Regions from separate parts of the Homo sapiens genome. Here region 2 is linked to region 1. A link is a contact called in ENCODE Hi-C or POLR2A ChIA-PET data. All regions are on one chromosome and are shown on one strand. Each heading gives the region's core, a stretch centred on a gene start or an enhancer-like site at or near the end of the contact. The rest is flanking DNA. Distances are from core to core; before and after follow the strand shown.

Region 1 (2,700 bases), core at 201-2,700:
AAGTCAAGTAATGAAGAGTTGCAAGGTGTGGGGTAGGTATAAAGTGTCTCAAGGCAGCTGGGCCACCACTTAGGGGGTCACCACTTGGGGGGGGCACCTTTCTACCTCTTCCTGTTTCAGCCTGGAGTCTAAGTCATCAGTTCCATAAAGGTACCACCACTACTACTAAATAAATACACAGCCTTAGGATTTGGGGGCAGTGGGGAGAGAGGATGATGAACGTTTGGAAAGTGAAAAAGGCTTTCCCTTTCCTGTGATCTCCCATCTCTTAATCAAAAAAGTCTTAAAACACGGTAGAGGCTGGGCTCCGTGGCTCACACCTGTAATCCCAGCACTTTGGGAGGCCGAGGCGGGTGGCTCATTTGAGGTCAGGAGTTCGAGACCAGCTTGGCCAACATGGTGAGACCCCCGTCTCTAGTAAAAATACAAAAATTAGCCGGGCTGGGTGGCAGGCGCCTGTAATCCCAGCTACTGGGGAGGCTGAGGCAGGAGAATTGCTTGAACCCAGGAGGCGGAGGTTGCAGTGAACCGAGATCGCGCCACTGCACTCCAGCCTGGGCAACAGAGCAAAAAAAAACTCCGTCTCAAAAAAAAAAAGTCTCCTTAAAACATGGTAAAGGCTGGGCGCAGTGGCTCACGCCTGTGATCCCAGCACTTTCAGAGGCCAAGGTGGGCGGATCACTTGAGGCCAGGAGTTCGAGACCAGCCTGGGCGACATGGTGAAACCCTATCTCTACAAAAAATACAAAAATTAGCAGGGCGCAGTGGGGTGAGCCTATAGTCCCAGCTACTCGGGAGGCTGAGGCAGGAGGATCCCTTCAACCTGGGAGGCAGAGGCTGCAGTGAGCCGCGATCGCACTCCAGCCTGGGCGATAATGCGAGACCCTGTCTCGAAAACATAAATAAACAAACCAAAAAAAAAAAAAAAAAAAAAACCACGGTAGAAGAACGATTTTATGAGAACTCGAACAATTCCAGGTAGTAGGCATCAGGAGTGCCCCTATTTTACACAAAAGAATACAGAGGGTTCGGAGACTTCAGACCAAGTCACTCGCCCAAGGTCACAAGCAGGCAGAGGCAACTCCTGACCCTGCGGGTTCCCAGGAGTCCCGAGTTCGGCGCTGATCAGCATCCCCATCCCCGGCCGGGCCAGGCCTTACCTGCGCGGCTGAGCGCTCTGCGTGGAGGTCCTGGGCGCGCAGGTGCCACCGCGCCGTGTGGTACAGCCCCAGGGCTCCCCCCAGGGCCAGCGCCGCAGCTCCCAGCAGCCGCGGGCTCCCCTTACGAGCTGCAGCCACGGGGCTCGGGCCGCCCGCCGCCCCCGCGAAGCCAGCCCGGCTCTGCGTGGGTAGCAGCGGCTGGGGGCGGCCTCCCAGCCTCCAGGCCAAGGCGCACCCACCAGGCCACAGCGCCCGCACCACCCGCGCAGCCGGGTCCATGTTCGCTCCGCCGGCGCCGCGGGCGGGCGCGCGAAACGAAGACGCCGAGGCACGCGCGGCGTTTAAAGGGCCAGGACTCTGGCGCCCCGCGGGTTGGCCGGGGTGAGGGCGACGCTAAGGGAACCCTCAGCGCTCTCGGGACTGGGCGTGTGCCCGGCGCCCAAGTTCGAAACGCCCGCCAGAGCCGCAGAGGCCCGCTCGGGAACGTTTGCAGACCGTTCCATGCTTCCGCCTCCAAAGGCTCTTGGGTAGTGACCCGGCCGACTGCAGGGGGGCGAACGTCTCCTCGCCCCACCTTGACCGCCTAAAGGGCGGCGTGGCCGTCTGTAACACGTACTTGCCCACCTCTCTTACGGGCGCCCATTCAAAACAACTCCAGCCCTTCCTAGAGTCAGTACAGGCGCCGCGACTTCCGGCCACTGAAAGCCCCGGAAACGACCCGACCCGGCACCAGGTGTTGCGGTTCTCTCTGCCCTCCCGCCTCATTGTCCGCTTCCTACTGTGACCCGAACCATAAAATTTTCCCGAACCCGAAGGGGCCTTGGAAACCACGTGTCTCTGATTTCGCCCACGCGAAGCGGCCGGCCCGCCGACCCCGAGATTTCCAGGGAGAGGATGGCAAAGTGGGGTGCCAGGCTGCTCGGTCCTTCTGCTGGGCTCCCCCGCCCTAGCTGAAGCCCGGAGCCTCCACCGCATAGGCGTCTCCGCGGACAGCCCCGGGATGGCCCCGCCCGGCGCCCGAGAGGGGGCGGGACTCGCAGAGTGGGCGGGGAGAGGGGCGGGGCGAGGGGGGAGCTCTGAGTCCCGGCTCTGCTGCTCCGCCGCGTCCCACTCTTCTCGCTCCGCTTTCGCCCCGCATCTTCCACCTTCCTTCCAGTCCTTGCGGCGACCGAGCCCGCAGTGTCAGTCCCCAGCGGGGACCTGAGTATGCCGGTGAAGACGAGAGCGGAAGGCGAGGACGACGGCTTCGGGGAAGCGGGTGACCCGAGGAGACTGCTGGAGCGACCTTGGCGTTTCCGGGGGTGCCTTCCCGGGAAGGGGAATCGGGATGTTGGCTTCGAAGGGACCGAAGGGCCCACCTCGACCCGCCCCGAGTGGGTTTGGAGTTGTAGGTGCTGTCTCGGATGCAGGGCGAGCACCCGCGAGCGGGTAACCAGTCCCGTGAGAGCTGCAGGTCCCCAGCCCCGTTTTACAGATAGGGAAACTGAGGCAGCTGCTGGGACACTCGCCCATATGGGTTTTGCTCCACCCACTTCCTTCA
Region 2 (2,700 bases), core at 187-2,686, 530 kb after region 1:
TGAGGCAGGAGAATGGCATAAACCCGGGAGGCGGAGCTTGCAGTGAGCAGAGATCGCGCCATTGCACTCCAGCCCGGGCGACAGAGCGAGACTCCGTCTCCAAAAAAAAAAAAAAGAGAAAGAAACCAAGTAGCGCCGAAACCAAGTAGCTGGCACTACTACACTCCAGCCTGGGCGACAGAGTGAGACTCTGTCTCAAAAAAAAGAAAAAAAAGAAGGCCGGGCGCGGTGGCTCACGCCTGTAATCCCAGCACTTTGGAAGGCCGAGGAGGGCGGATCACGAGGACAGGAGATGGAAACCATTCTGGCTAACACTGTGAAACCCCGTCTCTACTAAAAAATACAAAAAAATTAGCCAGGCGTGCTGGCGGCCGCCTGTAGTCCCAGCTACTGGGGAGGCTGGGGCAGGAGAATGGCGTGAACCTGGGAGGCGGAGTTTGCAGTGAGCCGAGTTCGCGCCACTGCACTCCAGCCTGGGCGACAGAGCGAGACTGTCTCAAAAAAAAAAAAAAAAAGCCTGAACGCGGTGGCTCACACCTGTAATCCCAGCACTTTGGGAGGCCGAGGAAGGAGGACAGCTTAAGCCCAGGAGTTGGAGACCAGCCAGGGCAACACATGGAGACCCCATCTCTACAAGATAATAAATAAATAAACAGCCAGCGTGGTGGCCCGCGCCTGAGGTCCCAGATACTCTGGATGCGCAGGTGGGAGGATCGCTCAGCACCGGGGGCTGAGGCTGCAGTGAGCCGAGATCGCACCACTGCACTCCAGCCTGGGCGACAGAGCGAGACCCTGTTCAAAAAAAAAAACACAAAACAAAACCAAAAAAAGTTGTTTGAAATGCTTAAAAACTACAGTTCACACAAAATCCTTCAAAACGTGGGATCCTTGGAGGTGTTTTGTTTTTCCACTTTTTGTTGTTAAAAAATGGGCCGAAAGTATCCTCTGGGTCAGTTTCTGTGGAATAAACTGTAAAGGCAAACGGTGGGACGCCCGAACCCGCCCGGCAGCCACGGTGGGACGCCCGAACCCGCCCGGCAGCCACGGTGGGACGCCCGAACCCGCCCGGCAGCCGCGCTGCGACCCCGCCTTCCCGCCCGCGTCGCTCCGCGCGGGGCCCGCGCCCTCACCGTCTCCCAGCGGATGCCCTGGACGGCCCTCCACTGCGAGGGCACGGACGCCACACCCAGGGTCTCGTCCTGCAGCGGCCCTGGCCGCCCCGGCCCCGGGCCGCTCGCAACCCCGACTGTCGCCAGCGCCGCAACACCAGCGCTTCCCGCCTGGCTGAGTGGCCCCGGCTGCGCGCGGGTTGCCATGGAGACGGTTCCGCCCTCTCGTGCGGACGCACTCAGGCGCGACCTCCGCCCCTACGCCGCCATGAGCGGAAAACGGGGAATGTGAGGCTGACGGCGCCATGTTTGAATTGGTCGCAGCGCCTCCTGCAAGACCTGGAAGAAAGAAAAGTAACGATTCTTCTCGGCCAGAGAGAGAAGCATGACCGGTTTTGCATACCCTGTCCCCAGAAAAAGCACTCTAAGAGTAGGCGCGCTACTCCTGGGCGAGGAAACTGCGGAAGTGAGGCATTGGTGCCAGGTTCAAAGATGGCGCTGAGCAGCCAAGCGCAGAAGCGAAGAGAGGGCGGCAGCCTGCGGCCGTGGCCGGCCCGCGAGGTCTGGGCCTGGGAGCGCAGATCTGGCTGAGCAGCTGATTCTTCCAGCAGATCCGAGAACCGCGCCACTCGAACAGGCTGTCACCTCGAAGCCAAGTGATCTCCCTTTAATCCTCAGTCTCTGTCTCAATAGAATGATGATGAAAAATATTCCTACGGAGATCCTAAATGTGGTTAAAAAGCTGGGAGGCCCAAATGAGGTCTTCTACAGAAACATGCTTATTAAATCGAAATTAAAAGCAAATAACTAAATAATGTGCCTACTGTGTGTCAGGCAAAGAGCCCAGAACGTCTCTTTCTTATTAAGTTCTCACCCTGAGGAAAGAATTGCTTTTTATACTATATTATGTCGTTCTGCCATTCCGCGCGCCCCACCGGAATTAAAAAAACTGGAGATTCTGACCTGAGGACTAAAAAATAAAAATAAAGAATAAACAAATAGGCCAGGTGCGGTGGCTCACACCTGTAATCCCGGTACTTTGAGAGGCCAAGGCAGGAGGATCGCTTGAAGCCAGGAGTTCGAAACCAGCCTGAGCAACATAGTGAGAGCCCGTCTCTACAAAAAAAATGTTTTAAAACTTAGCTGGGCATGGTGGCACGTGCCTGTAGTCCCACCTACTCGGCAGGCTGAGTGTAAAGATCCCTTGAGTCCAGTAGTTTGAGGCTGCAGTGAGCTATGATTACACCACTACACTACAGCCTGAGTGATAGAGCAAGACCCTATCTCTAAAAAAATAATAATAGGCCAGACGAGATGGCCAGCACTTTGGAAGGCCAAGGCAAGAGGATCACTTGAGCCCAGGAGTTTGAGACCTGCCTGGGCAACACAGCAAGACTCCCTCTCTACAAAAAAAAATTTTTTAATTGGCCAGGCATAGTGGCACACACCTGTAGTCCCAGCTGCTCCGGAGGCCAAGGTGAGAGGATCCCTGGAGTCAGGGAAATTGAGGCTGCAGAGAGCCCTGATTGAACCACGCTGTGCTTTAGCCTGGACAAGAGAGTGAGACCCTGTCTCAAAATAATAATAATAA

What was found. A loop is a pair of places that touch in the nucleus more often than their neighbours do. ChIA-PET counts read pairs that join two places held with the same protein, here RNA polymerase II (POLR2A). Pooled maps may share reads with other maps.
Region 2: a loop to region 1 is called in a pooled map, with 14 times the contacts of the local background. The contact joins the promoter of DYNC2I2 here to the promoter of PTGES2 in region 1. A Hi-C loop is called at or near these places in 1 of 37 single-sample maps with no recorded cell type and 6 of 50 pooled maps. POLR2A ChIA-PET finds 5 or more read pairs at or near these places in 1 of 52 experiments (Caco-2).

What each region holds. Positions count from the first base shown.
Region 1 is chr9:128,126,279-128,128,978 of GRCh38, forward strand. PTGES2 (prostaglandin E synthase 2) reads right to left here and starts at 1,451. Exons shown (of 7, transcript NM_025072.7): 1 at 1,161-1,451. The coding sequence starts at 1,439. It overlaps PTGES2-DT (PTGES2 divergent transcript), which reads left to right and starts at 2,251. Exons shown (of 1, transcript NR_024425.1): 1 at 2,251-2,700. RefSeq lists enhancers at 972-1,051, 1,692-1,811 and silencers at 1,192-1,481, 2,122-2,321, 2,352-2,461.
Region 2 is chr9:128,655,411-128,658,110 of GRCh38, forward strand. DYNC2I2 (dynein 2 intermediate chain 2) reads right to left here and starts at 1,437. Exons shown (of 9, transcript NM_052844.4): 1 at 1,131-1,437. The coding sequence starts at 1,316. RefSeq lists enhancers at 849-1,493, 1,467-1,676, 1,494-2,137 and a silencer at 957-1,286.